2 separate regions of the Homo sapiens genome follow, and region 1 is linked to region 2. Evidence: read pairs that join two places in POLR2A ChIA-PET (ENCODE). Cell type or tissue: IMR-90. All regions are shown on one strand. Each heading gives the region's core, and the rest is flanking DNA. Links, peaks and the distances in the headings are about the cores only. Region 1 overlaps COA1 (cytochrome c oxidase assembly factor 1). Region 2 has its middle 10 kb from the start of COA1.

Region 1 (8,213 bases), core at 1-8,000, 92 kb after region 2:
TCCTGTCTTGGCCTCCTGAAAGGTGGGGATTACAGGCGTGAGCCACCGCACCTGGCCTGTTTTTTTTTTTTTTTTTTTTTTTAAGCTCTTCCTGTGATTCTGATGTGCTTCCCAGGTTGAAGTTGCACCACCTTCCTGCTTCCACCCTTGCCTTGTGGGATCCTGTCTATGGCTTGAACTCCCTGGCTGTTCTGTTGATCCGCCTGGTGATGCTTCCTCTGGTCCTGGCTGAGGGGAGGCTGACAGGAGGATCCTCCAGCCTGTGCCAGCTTGAGCAGCTGCTGCATCCGTTTAGCAGACTGTGCTTTGACTCTAGAAAGGGTTTAGTACTTTGGAAAAGGTTTATAAACTATTTGCCTTTGGAGGCCAAAGTCACCCCTTTGTGTATCAGAGCAGAGTTAAGACTGCTTTCCTCAGAGACCTTGGCCAGTGCTTTGTGCCACCTTCCTGTGGCTAACAAGTTCCTTGATTTTCAATACAGATGCAACCCTTGCCTTTTGGCGAACAGTTAAGCAAGTAAATCTGCCCTTATTTGGCAATGTAGTAGACTGATTGAACTTGAGTTTATTGCAGAGAATGGCACATCACATTTTTAAATTTTCACTTCTTACTAGAAGACTAGTTCTAAGAGGTAATATTCGTGCAGTTAGCCTAAACTCCATCTATTCCTCTACAGTGCCTTTTTGAATATTTGTTTTTTTGTGAGGTCGGGGGCTACCTAACACTCTTTGAAAGGCAGCTGAAGGGGCAGGTAAACTGAAGCTAGTTGAAAAGGAGCCCCTGCTGCCCCCCACTGACCCCTGAACCCATTTCCTGCCCACCACTCACACCCCAACCCCTGCTTTGACGTGGAAGGGCTCTGGGGAGACTTGGTTGATCCTCACTGCCTGAGCACTCTTGAGTCCTCACTCTTTCGGCTGCTTGTAAAATAATTCTTCTGTTTTTTTTTTTTTTTGGTGGTGGGGGAGTATGAATGTGGCTTTCAGAGTTGGATGTTATAAAACATAGTCATTTGGAAGTTGGGAACTTTTTATTTTTGTTATCTTGTTTTTAATACAGGATGTTTGCCACACGAGTCACTCGAGAGAATCTCTGAGTCCTGGCGAGGGCTTTCTGAGGCTTCGTGTGTTAGCAGCTGTTGTCTTCCAACTCAGCGGCAGGTTTGCCTTTCCCCACGGACACTCTGGACCTTGTAGCTCCTCAAGCTTCCCTGTCTATTGAGCAGATAGGAAGCCGTGTCAAATATGTGGCACCTTGAGGAAATGCCTAGTGAATGACAGTATGTCCTATTGTGCTCTAACTTTATTTCAGCCTTATTTCTTTTCTGAATATTATTTTTCATTTATCTTCATTTCCTTACCTATTTTCTTTTCTTCTAAAGTATGTATCTTTGTTAGCTCCATCATCCTTTTTGGAATGAGCAAGTATAAAAATAAGTAAATAAATAAGACCCATCCTAAGTATTTTAAGAAACCACCCTTTTGCGGCACACTTGCTACCTTGGTCTTAGCTCTGGGCTTTGGTGTCCTCTGGCAGTCCTGCTGCATTGCCTTCTCTCCCCCATCTGCCCACCCCTGTCCCAGAGAGATTTTTCTGTAGCCCCTCATCTGCAGAGTCCGACAGCTCAGGGTCGAGGGTCTTTCTTAGCAGTAATCACCCACTATGCTCTCACCCCTCCATTTCTGGACATGCTTCCTGTGGCTTCTCTCCTGCGCTTTACACTTCAGCAGTTCTTGTTTCTGCTCACTCTGCCTTTGTTTGTCATTTCCTGGATTTGAAGCTGTTCTGCTCTTTTCACCTTTCTCTTCTCAAGGTAAACTTCCTCTGTGAAACCTCCGCTGATGCCCTGCAGCAAGGTTGACCACTTCCTGAGTGTTACTTCCTCTCTTGGTGCATATGTCTGGTTGCACTAACCAGGCTGCTGCTAGCCCAAAGGCACCTTTGTGCAAATTAGAAAAAGACAACCATCCCCATCCCTTCTTCAAGATACTTTATAGTACTTCCAACTGTTGGCAAACTGTCTTAATAAAGATACAAATCTTTGATTTCTCTAATGTGCATGGTGCCCTACAAGGGTTGTGCAGTGCATAGCCGTGCAGTTGCATGTGATAGATCTATGTTATAATTATTTGTTTAATTGTCTGTATTCCCCTCAGGACCAAGGAAAATTCCTTATATCTTGATACTGTTTTTATATTCTTACTGTCTGACCAGATCAGACCCTCAGTAACCGTTTGCTAAACAAAAGAAGGAATGAAGGTACAAATATGTATCCACCTTGTCTGGAAAAATAGCAGGAAAGGCATGCCTGCCAAGGACTTTTACACTGAACAGTAAGAATATATTTTAGCTCAGAGACACTGTTTGTTTTCACATTTCAATATTGCTTTAATTAGATATCTTAAAGCTCGTGTACCACAGTGGTTGAAAGAGCAGATGCTGGAGCCAGACTGCATGAATTTGAATCCCAGTTCTACCACTTATTCACTTATTAGTGCACCTTTGGGCATGTTACTTAACCTTTCTGTGCCTCAGTTTACTCATCTGCAAAATGAGCGTGATGATAATAGTTCCTACTTCAAAGGGTTGTGAGAATTAAATGAATTATATAAAGTGCTTAGAATAGTACAAGACACATAATAGTCAGAGACAGAAGTATTAGGTATTATCAATATTGTTAAAGTCCATGTATAAGTTTACTGTACTATTGTTTCTTTTTAACTCTGAAGTGCTGTTTTCACTCTGTCACGTACAGCTTTTATTGCTAGCATCTTGCTTCTGCAGGTCCAGCCTCCTGTTGATTGGCCCTGTGTTTGTGCTGTGGTCAAAGCACTTGCTGTCTGCGGTTCTCCCTTGTGCACACCGGTTCTTTGGTTGCTGTAACAAAAACTACATAGGACACAGACAGGAAACCCGCAGGCTTTGTTTTTTCTTCCTAATTTGGCAGCAGAAGGGGGAAAAACCAGGGCCTTTCACAGACAAGGCTTGTTTTAGAGTTTAATTTTAACTTCTTGTTCGTGTTCTAAAGCTTGGGTTGGTAATAAATCTTGGCTGTATGAGACTAGAGAGAACTGGGCTTTAAAAATATGATTTTAATGTAAAATCTTTTCTAATTGCAGGACAACTTGCCTTTGATGATTTTCAAGAGAGTTGTGCTATGATGTGGCAAAAGGTAATGGAATGTTCCAGGGCCAAGTTCCCCACTAGAACCTGCCAGGGTATTCTCGAGTTAGACAATAGAAGAAAGTCACTCCCTGAATAGTTATGGGCTTCTCCTGGTCTTTAGGGTTCACTTGTGCTTTAACTTCACAGGAGGGATGGGCATTTTCTGCATTGTTTCCCACTCTGTCTTTCTCTCGTGTCTCATGCTGGCGTTGGAAGCTGTAACACTCTGGGAACCTCTCCATAACCCAGTCTGGCTGCCTCACCCTGTTGAGCTCTCTTCAAATTAAGCAAGATCTGACTAATACATTCTTCAGAGATGCTCTGACCGTTTTCATTATGAGAACTAAATGACTTTTCCCAGATCACATTACTGTAATTAACTTTACACTCATTTTGATACTCTTACATATTATAAGAGTGGATGGATGGTATGCTGTATTTACCGAGCTGGCATCCCTCCATCTGTTCATTCAGCCTGAGTCATAACCAGAGTTTCCTCATCCCAAGGGTGGTGCATTTTTCAAAATATGAAAGGAGCCAGTGACAGCTCCAGCCCATTCGCAGGCTTACAGGACCAGCCATTGCCACAAAGGATAAGCTTCCTGTTTACCAGTTGGCCTGAGACAAAGTGGTTGTGCTTCCTGGCCATGCGGGGCTTGGCACACAGTCTGGGCTGTGTCTGTCAGGATGGTGGGCTGAATGCTCGCTCTGTGCTGGGCTGGCTGGGGGTGGCAGGGCCCCCACAGCATGGGTCCTGGACATGGGCCACTCTCGAGAGGGCACCCTCAGGAGGGCACTCAGTTTGGCTTCAGAACCAACCCTGGCATTTGGAAAGGAAGCAAATGAGGGAGGGCGGTCTGGCCTCCTTTCTGGCTTCCTTAATGCTTCTTTCCTTTAGGGGTCCAAGCCGGGCAAATCCCCTTGGCACAAAACTGGGAATCCTACAATAAATTTGTATCTTTTGTTTTTAAGTATGCAGGAAGCAGGCGGTCAATGCCTCTGGGAGCAAGGATCCTTTTCCACGGTGTGTTCTATGCCGGGGGCTTTGCCATTGTGTATTACCTCATTCAAAGTAAGTATCCTGCTAGCCGCCTGCGGCCTGACCTCCTCCTAGCCTGCTCCTGCTCCTCCATCAGAGGAAATACTTGAGATGCTTTGTTTAGATTAGAGAAAGGAGGAGAGGGTGATTTTAAAGGCTAGTCCACCATTTCGTTGGCTATAGCTTCCTCTGTATCCTGTAATCTCAGTTTTTCCAGGAGCAACGAGTACAAATAAAAGGACCAGGACTAATATGCATAAGAAGCCCAGCAAAGCACGATGGGCTTTCAGTCCAGTGCACACACAGGGGCTCCATCAAGATTCTGAGATTATATAAAGAAGGGACAGAGGGAAGGGGAATACCAGATGGTTCACAGGTGGGGAAAGCTGTGGCTGTGCGTCCAGCATTGTCAGACTTTTTTTGCACTTTCATTCTCTGCTGTTGATTTAATGGAGGAGGGACCATGAGCAAGGAACTCTGGCAGGGGCAGAAAATAAAAGCAGAGACCACGATGGCAAAATCCCGACAGATGCCGCTTCCAGCCCCACTGCACTCAAATTTGAATTTGTAAAGACAGGCCACAATTACTGTCAGCAGCCAGGACATTTAAGGTCATTTTAATGCTACTGGTGGCAAAGCGGCAGCAGTTTTTTCTAGACTGGCTTTTTTTAGGCTCCTTTATCCCCACCCAGCTTGGCTCGTCATCCACTCTGCAACATTTTCACTTCTTCCCAGGATGTGAGTGTCACCAGCAGACAAGCAGACAGGCTCCAGTGTCCTCTCCAGCCTTTCTGCACCATCCTGCAGAGTTGGTGGAGTTGCAGAGTCTGGAGGGGGCCTGAGATGAGCGTTCCCAGGAATGATTCAGACTGAATAATTTGGCCTCCTCTTCCCTCTGCCAAAGGGACAGGGGCAGGACATGAGAGGGATGGGTGCACTTTTGGGTCAGGGTTCAGCTTTCTGGTGTGACAGCCTTTCTCCCTTAGGAGGCTGCTAAGTCGGTGAGACCTGGGCACTGCAGCCGACTGCCTGGGTTGAATGGTTGAATCTCGGCTCCAGCTCTTGACCAGCTATGTGGCCTTATGGGGGAGTCCGTCACCTTTCTGGGCATTAGTTACCTTATTGGTGTGATGTGTGGTAATGTTAGTGCTTGTGTATGAGGTGAGAATTGAATCTCACAACACAAGAGCTGTTGAACATTGTGAGATGTGTGGAATATTGAGAACAGTGCCTAGCCATAGAAATCACTCAATAAAGATTAGCTGTCTGGACCCTGCTTCTGTCCCTTCTTTTCCTATCATAGCTGGCACCGTGTTCATGCCTGTGGTATTCCCTGTATCCCTATTCCTGGGAAGCAGCCCAGGAGGGGGATTCCCTTGGCCTCTCCAGGGTCAGGTCACCTTTCCCTTCATTAGTGTGATGGGACCTTCAGAAGAGAAGCACTTTCTGCGGCCAAACTGAACACCCTGCTTGGGAAGCCTGCCTCTGCTCCCTCCTTTGGGCAGCTGATTATTAGAACTTACAGCTTCAGGGAGGTGCTTCCCGGAGTTCCCAGGTAGCCTGTGGGCTCAGAAGGATTCCTGAGACTGAGAGCAGTTTGAGTTGAAATGTTGGCTTAAATCTTGATGAATGAACATTTTCATATCCTGTTTCTAGGCCTGAGGGTTTTGTTGTTAATGTTGTGGTCTTTCTATTTTATGTCTCAACTTAGTGGAACAGGCAGTGTTGAGAAGTCAGGTATCATGGATTCTGGCCTCGGCTTTGCCATGGACCAGCTGTGTCACTTTGAACAAGTCATGGAATCATAGTAGGACTTTAGAGCAAACTTAGAGACTTGAGAGGAAACTTAGAGAAGAGCTGACCAAACCTCTTAGGTGTCAAAATAAGGCAATGAGTGAGGGTAGAAATGAGGTGAAGCAGAAAGGGTCTGCATGAGGTCAAGGCCCAAGGTCATCTGCACATCCCTGCAAAACACTGCCTGCCTGTGCTTTGGTTTTTGAGTCTGTAAAATGGACAATTTAGAGTAGATGGCCTTAATTATTCGTCCATCCACAGATTTCACGTTTCTGTTTCTACCCTGTACGTCAGTTGGATTATTTAATTTTCTGTGTAGTAGATTCTACCTGACCAAGTTCAATAAAGAAAATAAGTGTGTCTTTCGTCCTTAGAGTTTCATTCCAGGGCTTTATATTACAAGTTGGCAGTGGAGCAGCTGCAGAGCCATCCCGAGGCACAGGAAGCTCTGGGCCCTCCTCTCAACATCCATTATCTCAAGCTCATCGACAGGGAAAACTTCGTGGACATTGTTGATGCCAAGGTAATGTGCTTTCCCTGCGAACCGCAGGCTGGTGCCTGCTGAAGGAGAGGAGAGTCTACTGTCTCCTGGAAAGTCCTGGAGTTAAGGATTTGGGATGGGAAAATCCACTAAGTAAAGCTAGGTTTGGCACCTTTAAAAAAAGTTTTTCTATTATGGATTTTAATGTTTATATAAAATATATTTTATATTATAGATATTTCTGTATACTTTTCTTCCATTCTGGGGAATTGATGTGGCAGGGAATGCAGTGGGTATGCTGATGTCGCCATCTTGAATTGAAGGTAGTAGAGAAATGACCAGTGGTGGTTTGCTACCATGTTGGCTTTGATAGCTCTCAGCACTTTGGGAGGCTGAGGTAAGAGGATTGCTTGAGCCCTGGGGTTTGAAACCAGCCTGGGCAACACAGCAAGACCCTGTCTCTCTCTCTCTCTCTCTCTCTCTCTCTCTCTCTGTCTCTCTGCCTGCCTGCCTGCCTGCCTGCCTGCCTGCCTATCTATCTATCTATCTATCTATCTATCTATCTATCTATCTATCTATCTAATCTATCTATCTATAATTTAGCCAGGCGTGATAGTGCACACCTATAATCCCAGCTACCCAGGAGGCTGAAGCAGGAGGATCGCTTGAACCCAGGAGTTGGAGGCTGCAATGAGTTATGATCATGTCACTGCACTCCATCCTGGGTGACAGAGTGAAATTGTCTGTAAAATTAAAAAAAAAAGAGAAATGCATCTATATCCAGTCAGTGCTCATTCAAATGTACCCAACTCTTTAAACTTTGATTTTTAAAGTGTATTTATTTACATTGCTTCCACAGAATACCAACCCATTTTTTTAGCTATAACTTATCTTTTTGTACTTGATCACACTCACTTGCATGTAAAACACATTTGTTCTGTTTAACAAACATATTTTGAGTATATGCTCTGGTTTGAGAAATGATTCTAAGCTATGTGGGGAATAGAGGTGCAGAAGGCTTTTGGGGGTTTACAGTTGAAAATTCCTGAGTAAGACAGGGTGAGGGAAACCCTGTCACTATTGTGCAGGCCTAGGGGAAGTGGCTCGAGGCCTGGGAGATGGCTGTGAGGACTTTGAAAGGTGGAGAGGAACACCCGGCTGAGGAGCAGCATGCCTGGGAAAGTTCATCACTGTGTCGCCTGTCAGTGTGATACGGCAGTGGAGGCACAGGTGGGCGAGGTGGGTGTGGGCAGGTAGGAGGGGCTGCGGCCACCAGGGGCCACAGTGTCATCTTGGAAGGTGTGTGCTTGACTCTGGCAGCAGAAGCCCGTAAAGTATTTGGAGGATGAGTGAGGTGATCCGACCTACATTATTTTTTGTTATTTTTAGTATGTTCTTAATGGACCCAGCTCTAATGAGACTTTTTTCTAACTACAAAAGCAATTCATGCTCTGGTATTCTGATTAAAATATTCGGTTTTAAAAGAAGGTGGATTTGTGTAGATTGGTAATGCCCAGGGACTGGCTACGGGGAGCCATCTTTAGGAGAGAGATGTGGCCACACTGGTGTGCAGTGGTGAGAGCATGAACCAGAGGTGTGGCCTGGAGAAGCAAAAGACGGATGTGAAGCCATCGTGGCATCCAAGTGACAGAACTTGGTAACAGTCATGTATCAGGAGCGGGTGGGTCAGAGGTGATGGTCCAGTGTCCAGCATGGACGTGAGTGGAAGGACGG
Region 2 (8,400 bases), core at 286-8,285:
CACCCTGGGCAACATGGTGAAACCCCGTCTCTACTAAAATTAAAAAAAAAAAATTAGCCAGGCATGGTGGTGGGCGCCTGTAGTCTCAGCTACTCGGGAGGCTGAGGCAGGAGAATTGCTTGAACATGGGAGGCGGAAGTTGCAGCGAGCCGAGCTTGAAACATTGCACTCTAGCCTAGGTGACAGAGTGAGACTGTCTCAAAAAAAAAAAAAAAAGAAAAGGAAAAAAAACCCATAAATACATGATAATCTTTCTCCAAGTGTTTATACCACTACCTTTTCTTTTTTGCTTTTTTTTTTTGAGACAGAGTCTCACTCTGTAACACAGGCAGGAGTGCAGTGGCATGATCTCGGCTCACTGCAACCTCCGCCTCCCAGATTCCAGTAATCCTCCTGCCTCAGCCTTCTGAGTAGCTGGGAATGCAGGTGCGCACCACCACACTGGGCTAATTTTTGTATTTTTAGTAGTGACGGGGTTTCACCATGTTTCCCAGGCTTGTCTCGAACTCCTGAACTCAAGCAATCCGCTTACCTTGGCTTCCCAGGTGCTGGGATTACAGGTGTTAGCCAGTGCACCTGGTCCTAACTTTATGTAGAATTAGTCTCATTTGTTTCATTTTTCCTTTGTTTTTAGAGTTTGATGTTTAAATGTATTTTTAATTTAAATTTTTGTTTTAAATTATGTATAACATATATTTGGTTCCAAAATAAAAGCCATAAAACTTGGTATTTTCAGAGGATTACTTTCCATCTCTGTTTCCTTTTCTCTGTTCTTCCCCTATTTCCTATAAAATGGGAATTTAGGTTATTTCCAATGCTATGCATTAAAAACAATGCTCATGGATGTATATTTTCATATTTCATAATATACAGCTTAAAGTTGCATATTCACAGTAGATTCCCAGAAGTAGGATGGCTGTGCCAAAAAGTACCTATTAGCTTTGTTAGACATGGCCAAAATTCCCTTTCAGAAGAGTTGCACAAATTTGAAAATCCACCAGCAATGAGGTTTATTTCCCTACAGCCTCACCAACAGGATGTATTGTCATACTTTAACATTTTTGCCTAAGTGTAAAGTATTATGTCAGTTGTATTTTTCTATAGTGAATGAGTTTACACTTTTTTTCATATTTTTCATGGCCTTTATATTGTGAATTGTCAGTTCATGTCTTTTTCCAAGTTTGTATTGGATTTTTGGCTCTTTGTCCCTCAACTGACAAGATTTCTTTATAAATTAGGGATATTAGTCATTTTTACATGATATATTTATTTTTATTTTTGGAGACAGGGTCTTACTTTGTCACCCAGACTGGAGTGCAGTGATGTGATCATAGCTTACTGCAGCCTTGAATTCCTGGGCTCAAGTGATCCTCCTGCCTTGGCCTCCTTGGGACTACAGGTGCATGTCACCATGCCTGGCTAATTTTTAATTCTTTTTTTTTATAGAGAAGGGGTCACACTATGTTGCCTAGGCTGATCTTGGATTCCTGGCCTTAAATGATCCTCCCCCTTGAACCTCCCAAAGTGCCCTACAATACGTCATGTGGCTGCACCTACATCATATATTGCACCCAGCCACATAATATATTGTGCACCCAGCCAGAAGATATATTGCAAATTGAATATTTTCTTACATTTAATAGTTGTCTTTAGATTTTGTTTATGGTGCTTTTGTCATGCAAAATTTTAAAATTTAATTTTCTGTCAAATTTATCTTTTTTGTTGTTGTTGTTTGTTTTTGAGATGGAGTCTTGCTCTGTTGCCTAGGCTGGAGTGCAGTGGCATGGTCTCAGCTCACTACAACCTCTGCTTCCCAGGTTCAAGCGATTCTCCTGCCTCAGCCTCCCGAGAAGCTGGGATTACAGGTGCCTGGCACCATGCCTGGCTAATTTTTTGTATTTTTAGTAGAGATGGGGTTTGACCATGTTGGCCAGGCTGGTCTCCAACTCCTGACCTCATGATCTGCCCACCTTAGCCTCCCAAAGTGCTGGGATTACAGGCATGAGCCACTGCACCTGGCCAAATTTATCCATCTTTTAATGCCTCTAGATTTGAAGTCATAGTTTTAAAAACCTTTTCCTACCCCAAAGTGTAATAGGAATTCACCTATGGTCTTTTTTTCCCCTCTTACTTGTATAGTTTTATTTTTTACATATAGATTCTTAATCCATTTGGAGTTTCTTCTCGTTTATTGTGTGAAGTATGAATATGATTTTATCATTTTTCCAAGTGACTACCTAGTTTTCTCAGAACCATTTATTAAAATGTCTACCTCAGTGATTTGAGAGATGGCTTCTATCTAAATTTCCATATGTACAGTACTTGGGTCTATTTCTAGGCTTTCCATAATATTCCACTTATCTACTTATCTATTCATGTGCCTGTATCACTGTTTTAATTATGGCAGCTTTATAGTATGTTTTAATATCTAATAAGGCTACCCTCACAATTTTTCTTTTTCATTGTTTTCCTGGCAACTCTGGAATCTCTGCTTTTCCATATAAACTTAAGTATTGACTTGTCTAATGCTCTAAAATAGCTTGTTGGTAATTTCTTTGAGATTGCGTTGAATTTATAAATTAACTTAGGGAATTTATAAATTAACTCATTATAAATCTTTATAATGAGGTTTTTTTTTTTAATGGTGGTGTTCTAGTCTGTATTTGTATCTTTCAAGGGTGTTTTAAAATCTTTCTCATGTAGGTTTTGCATATTTCTTGATAAATTCAATCCAAGTATTTAATATTTTTTGTTGCTATCATAAATAGGGTTTTCTCTACCTTTTAGTCCTCTGTTTAATGTCTGTGTCTATGAAGGCATATATGATATGATCATCATATATTAACTTTATGGCCTGCATTTTTAATAAGTCATGTCACTACTTGAGTTATTTTTATCATTGTTTCTCTGAGGGTTTTCAGGTTTTACTATCATATCATCTACAAACAAAAATAGTTACGATTGAGCACAGTGGCTCACATCTGTAATCCCAGCACTTTGGGAGGCCGAGACTGGCAGATCACTTGGGGCCAGGAGTTCAAGACCAGCCTGGCCAACACGGTGAAACCCCATCTCTACCGAAAAATACAAAAATTAGTCAGGCGTGGTGGCATGTGCCTATAGTTCCAGCTACTTGGGAGGCTGAGGCACGAGAATCGCTTGAACCTGGGAGGCGACGGTTGCAGTGAGCCGAGATTGTGCCATTGTACTCCAGCCTGGGTGACAGAGTGAGAGCCTGCCTAAAAAAAAAAAAAAAAAAAGAAAAAGAAAAAAGAAAAAGAAAAAGAAAAAGAAATAGGGTTACTTATACATTATTCATTCTTCTGACTGATTGGATTTCTCTCTGTGGTGAAAAGTTACTTTGTTTCTGATCCTAATGGAAATACTTCTAGTGTTTCCCATTAAGTAAGATATTGACTTTAAAACTAAAATGTGTGTGTATATGTACGTATGTGTGTAAACATTGTCATATTAGGAAAGTCTCCTTCAATTCCTTTTTTCTTAAGAGGTTTTTTTTTTTTAAAAATAATGAAAAGGTATGAAAATTTATCAAAGGCTTTTTCATCATTTATGGAAAGAACCATGTGAATTTTTCTTGATATTGGACCAATGTTGCATCCTGGAATAAATCCACTAATTCATGGTGTGCATTGTTTTCTTAATGTGTTGTTAGATTCCATTTGCTAATATTTATGTTTCTGCATCAATATTCATGATATTGACCTGTAGTTTTCTTTCTTAGCACTGACTTTATCTGGTTTGGTATCAGTGTTATACTTGCTTTATAAAAGGAGTTAAGAAGATTTTCTTCCTTTTCAATGTTCTAGAATAATGTAGAAAACATTGGGACTATTTGGTCTTCGAAAGTTCAGCAGAATTTTTCTATGAAACTATTTAGGCCTGGTGCTTTTGGGGAGTAGTTTCTTAATAACATTCTCTACTTCTTTTATGGAAATGTTTTCTTATAACAAAGAATGTGATCAATTTTGGTAATCTTTTGTGCTTCAAAGAACACCATCAAGAAAGTGAAAAGACAACTCATAGAATAAGTTAATTTTTTTTGCAAATTATGTATCTGATAAGGGACTTGTATCTAGAATATATAAAGAAGTATTGCAACTCATTTTTAAAAAAAGACCAAGAGACCAATTTAAAAAGGGGTAAAGGATCTACACAGGCATTTCTCCAAAGGAGATATATATATAAGCACTTGAAAAGATGCTCAACACCAGTACTCATCAAGGAAATGCAAATATAAAACACAATGAAATACCACTTTGCTTCCAGTAGAATGGTGATATAGTTTGTATATCATCTCATGTTGAATTGTAATCCTCAGTATTGGATGTGAGGTCTGGTGGGAGGTGATTGGATCATGGGGGTGGATTCCTCATGAATGGTTTAGCACCATTCTCTTGGTGCTGTCCTCGTGATAGTTCTCAAGAGATCTGGTAGTTTAAAAGTGTGTAGCACCTCCCTCCAACTGTCTCTCTTACTCCTGCTCCTGCCATGTAAGACTCTAGCTTCCTCCTTTGCCTTCTGCCATGATTGAAAGCTCCCTGAAGCCTCCCCAGAAGCAGGTGCACTATGCTTCCTGTATAGCTTGCAGAACTGTGAGCCATTTTCTTATAAATTACCCAGTCTTGTGCGGTGGCTCACACCTGTAATCTCAGCACTTTGGGAGGCCGAGGCGCGTGGATCACCTGAGGTCAGGAGTTCGAGACCAGCCTGGACAACATGGGAAAATGCTGTCTGTACTAAAAATACAAAAATTAGCCTGTCGTGGTCGTGGGCACCTGTAATCCCAGCTACTCGGGAGGCTGAGGCAGGAGAATAGCTTGAACTCGGAAGGTGCAGATTCCAGTGAGCCAAGATCTTGCCACTGCACTCCAGCCTGGGTGACAAAGTGAGACCCTGTCTCAAAAAAAAAAAAAAAAAAAAAAACCAAAGAAAAAGAAAAAAAGTAGGTAAAATCACTCACATCTGCTCATCATAGTTGTTTTGTAAAGCATTGGAAAAAATCATCTTTCAGAGTAAGAGGAAGAACTGGAGAACAGAAATTTAGTGACAGTAGGTTTGCAATAACCTTGGTAAAAGTGTCTTGGATAATCTGACTACTAAATGAAGGAATTTATTAGAAGCTTTAAAAATCCAAGATGAAGATGCTACTAAGTTTCTCACAAAGTAACATTGGCTGTAATGAAAGCTATATCGTAACTGAAAAGACGGCATACTTGCCATAAAGTTACAGAGATGAACAGATTAGTGGTTGCTAAGGCTTACAGAGAGGGTCTGGCAGGAAAGACAGGAATTGACTGTGGCTATGAAAGGGAAGTAGCAGGGATCCTTGTGATGAAATTGTTTGGAATCTTAACTGGGGTGATGGTTAGATGAATAGAAATGTGATAAAATTGCATAGAACTACACACACACACACACACACACACACACACACACACACACACACAGATGTGCATATAAAACTGGTGAAATCTGAATAAATTCTGTGGATTGTACCAATGTCAACTTCCTGGTGTTACAGGATCTCTGGGGTGTCAACTTTTCTGGTCAGAAACCTCTGTGGCCGAGGCGCCTTTGCCTGAGTTCTTGTCCTGTGTCCAGGAAGAATGAGGTATGCAGGCAAGTGAAGGGTGAAGAAGAAGAGTTTTATTTAGTGTTAGAATAGTTCAGAGGAGTGGGTAGCTCCTCTCTGTAGGCAGGTCTTCTCATTGAGTGTTCGGCTCTCAGCAGAGAGAAGGCCCTGGAGATGGTGGCTTCCCTCCGTAGGCAAGTCATTTGAATGTCTCTGCAGGTCTCTGAAGCTCTTCCAGAGAGGGTGGCTCCTCTCTGCCAGCAGATCATCTCTGCAGCTCTCAGTGGAGAGGGTACTCCTCTCTGCAGCTGGTCCTCCCACCCTCTCTCTGTCCTCTTCCTCCTCTGGCCATCCTCTACCCTGCTCTGGCTGAGCCCAGGGCTTTATGGACCTCAGAGGGGAGGAAGGGCCGGCTGATTGGTCCATGGGCAGCCATGGGCACCCGGAAGAGGCACCATGAGTCCCCACTCCAGTGGTGGGACTGGCAGCCTGGCCCCCAGTCTTTAGGCCCTCCCTGGCCTGAAGGTGGGGCCTTACTGGGGACCTGTCCTTTTCTGCCCAAGAATCAATCTGCCTCCTGCTGCCATTCATGGCCCTAGGGCTCGGCCTCAATCCCTAGTCAGAGATCAGAGCAGGTGCTAGGAGTGGAGAGAGGCCAGGCAGCAGGATAAGACACCCCCAAGGCTGCAGGAATGTTGGGGGTTGGGGGAGGAAAGGGGGCAGCCACAGCTGCACCTGGGAGTTCCCACCCTGCCATCTTGGACGGAGCAGGGCTCCTGCATATCCTCAGCTCCTGCCTGCTTCCTGGAGCCAGGAGGCCCACGTCTGCAGCCGTGGGCATGGGCAGCTGCAGCTGCACCTGGGAGGGCAGATCCTTCCTGTTCCTGGCTCCCCCAAGAGCACAGGGAAGCTCGGATCCACAGCTGCAGTTTGGGTGGCTGTAGCTCTGCCCAGGAGGGCAGGTTTCCTGCCTGCTCCATAGAGGAGGAGACCTGGGTCTGCAGCTGAGGTTTCAGAGCTGTCCCAACTCAGAAGGGGCAGGGGTCCCACTGGCTCCATGGCATGTGCAGTCCCAGCCATACTTCCCGGCTGCAGTCGCCATGATGGCAGCAGTCACTGCCATCACTGGTTTCAACACTGTTGTATAGCTATGTTACCACTGCAGAATACTGGGTGAAGGGTACACAGGACTGCTCTTTACATTTTTTCTCCTAAATTTCCTGTGAATCTATAATTATTTCAAAATAAATTTTTTTAAAAAAACAAGATTCTTGGAAATCCACATAAAGTTTCAATAATTTTAGAAATTAGCTCCTCCTTTTTGTAACTCTGTGCTTTGTCTCAATATTTCCTTGGCTGGAAATGCTCTTCTTTTCCATTGCCTAAATCCTATTTTTTTAGGACATCTTCCAGGATGCTTTCCCTAATTAATTTTTTTCTTGTTCTTTTGTTGAGCTACTGATACATCTTAGATCTAATCAGACTCTCTCCAAATATTTCCCTCCCTTCCTCTCATAGGTGGATGGTGGTTGCTGCGGTGCACAGCCTAGGAATGAAATGCTCATTACCCCACTGGCTTAGGCGCTTCCTTCAGGAACTGCCTCGGTGAAAAAGAACTGTTTCATTCTTGGTCGTGGTTCCCTCCTGGAGTGGCTGATATACAATGTGGGGGTGTTAAAGTTTAACCTTTTGCTTCATTTCAGGACATCTGTGAAGGTCATACCATCTTCAGAACTTTTAATGTTTGCAGGACCTGTAATAACTCCTCCTCTTTCATATCTGATATTGTTAATTTGCCCTCCCTCCCTCCCTCCTTCCTTCCTTCCTTATCTCACGCTGTTGCTCTAGCTGGAATGCAATGATGCAATCATAGCTCACTATAACCTCAAAGTCCTGGGCTCAAGCAATCCTCTCACCTCAGCCTCACATCTGTAGCTGGGACTATGGGCATGTGCCACCATGCTTGGCTATAAAAAAAATTTTTTTTTTTTAGAGATGAGGTCCTGCTATCTTGCCTAGGCTGATCTTGAACTCCTGGCTCCAAGCAATCCTCCTGCCTTGGCCTACCAAAGTGCTAGGTTTATAGGAGTGAGTCACTGTGCCTGGCCGGCCTTCAGTTTTTGAGTCTTAGATGGCTCAAAAGGTTTGACACATGTATGTTTCAGATGTCAGCCAGAAATGTGGGCAGCTCATACATACAAATAGTTTGGTTTGCCTTCTCTCTGACTTCTTTCCTTTATGGGGGATTTCCTTTCTTGGATTTCCCCCCACTTTCCAGATGCACTATGTATCAAAAACTCTGGTTTTTGAAGCCAGTAAGATTGAGAGTAACAACTGGGGCCTGTCCTCAAGCAGAAAGCCCATGACAATGGGAAACCCCCTGGGTCCCATTCCTTTCTTCCCAGCATCAACTTCCCTCTGGTATCTACCTTCTTAGGGTGTTCTCCAGTACCTTTAGGTAGTTATTTTTTGTACTTGGTCCAGAGCTTTTAGTTTTTATCTATGGGAAGATTGGTCCAATAGGAGGTACTCAGCTCTAACTAGAAACAGAACTCCTTATTTTTCTTCTAATGTCTCTACTGATCTCTACTGATTTCTCTTCTTTCATTCCTGATATTGGTAATTTGTGTTCTCTCTCTCTTTCTTTTGACTGATCAGTTTAGCTACAGGTTTACCAATTTTATTGGTCTTGTGGGCGGAGGATCACCTAGGTGACAAGGCAAGAGACTAAAGGCACAAACTGTTTCAGTATAATAAAGAAAACAGTTAGAATAAGAATAGTCATAATACAAATTAGATATAGAGAT

Evidence for each region. Peaks named below come from ENCODE experiments on the same cell type or tissue, not always from the same donor. Only the 100,000 strongest peaks of a DNase experiment are listed, where the experiment ranks them.
Region 1: POLR2A ChIA-PET joins it to region 2 with 16 read pairs; 9 of 35 experiments call an interaction of 5 or more read pairs at or near these places.

What each region holds. Positions count from the first base shown.
Region 1 is chr7:43,643,559-43,651,771 of GRCh38, reverse strand. COA1 (cytochrome c oxidase assembly factor 1) reads left to right here. Exons shown (of 6, transcript NM_018224.4): 2 at 3,120-3,172; 3 at 4,138-4,237; 4 at 6,373-6,521. The coding sequence starts at 3,158. Among named protein-coding and RNA genes, the nearest start is that of STK17A, 65 kb to the right of the region's middle. RefSeq lists enhancers at 1,645-1,734, 2,377-3,238, 3,508-3,802, 4,833-4,952, 4,101-4,962. In IMR-90, for the core only: no CTCF peak of the experiment used is centred there; DNase peaks (open chromatin) are centred at 1,081, 2,851, 3,551, 4,271 and 1 weaker place; H3K4me3 peaks cover 535 bases; H3K27ac peaks cover 6,133 bases.
Region 2 is chr7:43,735,444-43,743,843 of GRCh38, reverse strand. No RefSeq gene overlaps it. Among named protein-coding and RNA genes, the nearest start is that of COA1, 10 kb to the right of the region's middle. RefSeq lists an enhancer at 7,736-8,215. In IMR-90, for the core only: no CTCF peak of the experiment used is centred there; no DNase peak of the experiment used is centred there; H3K27me3 peaks cover 607 bases.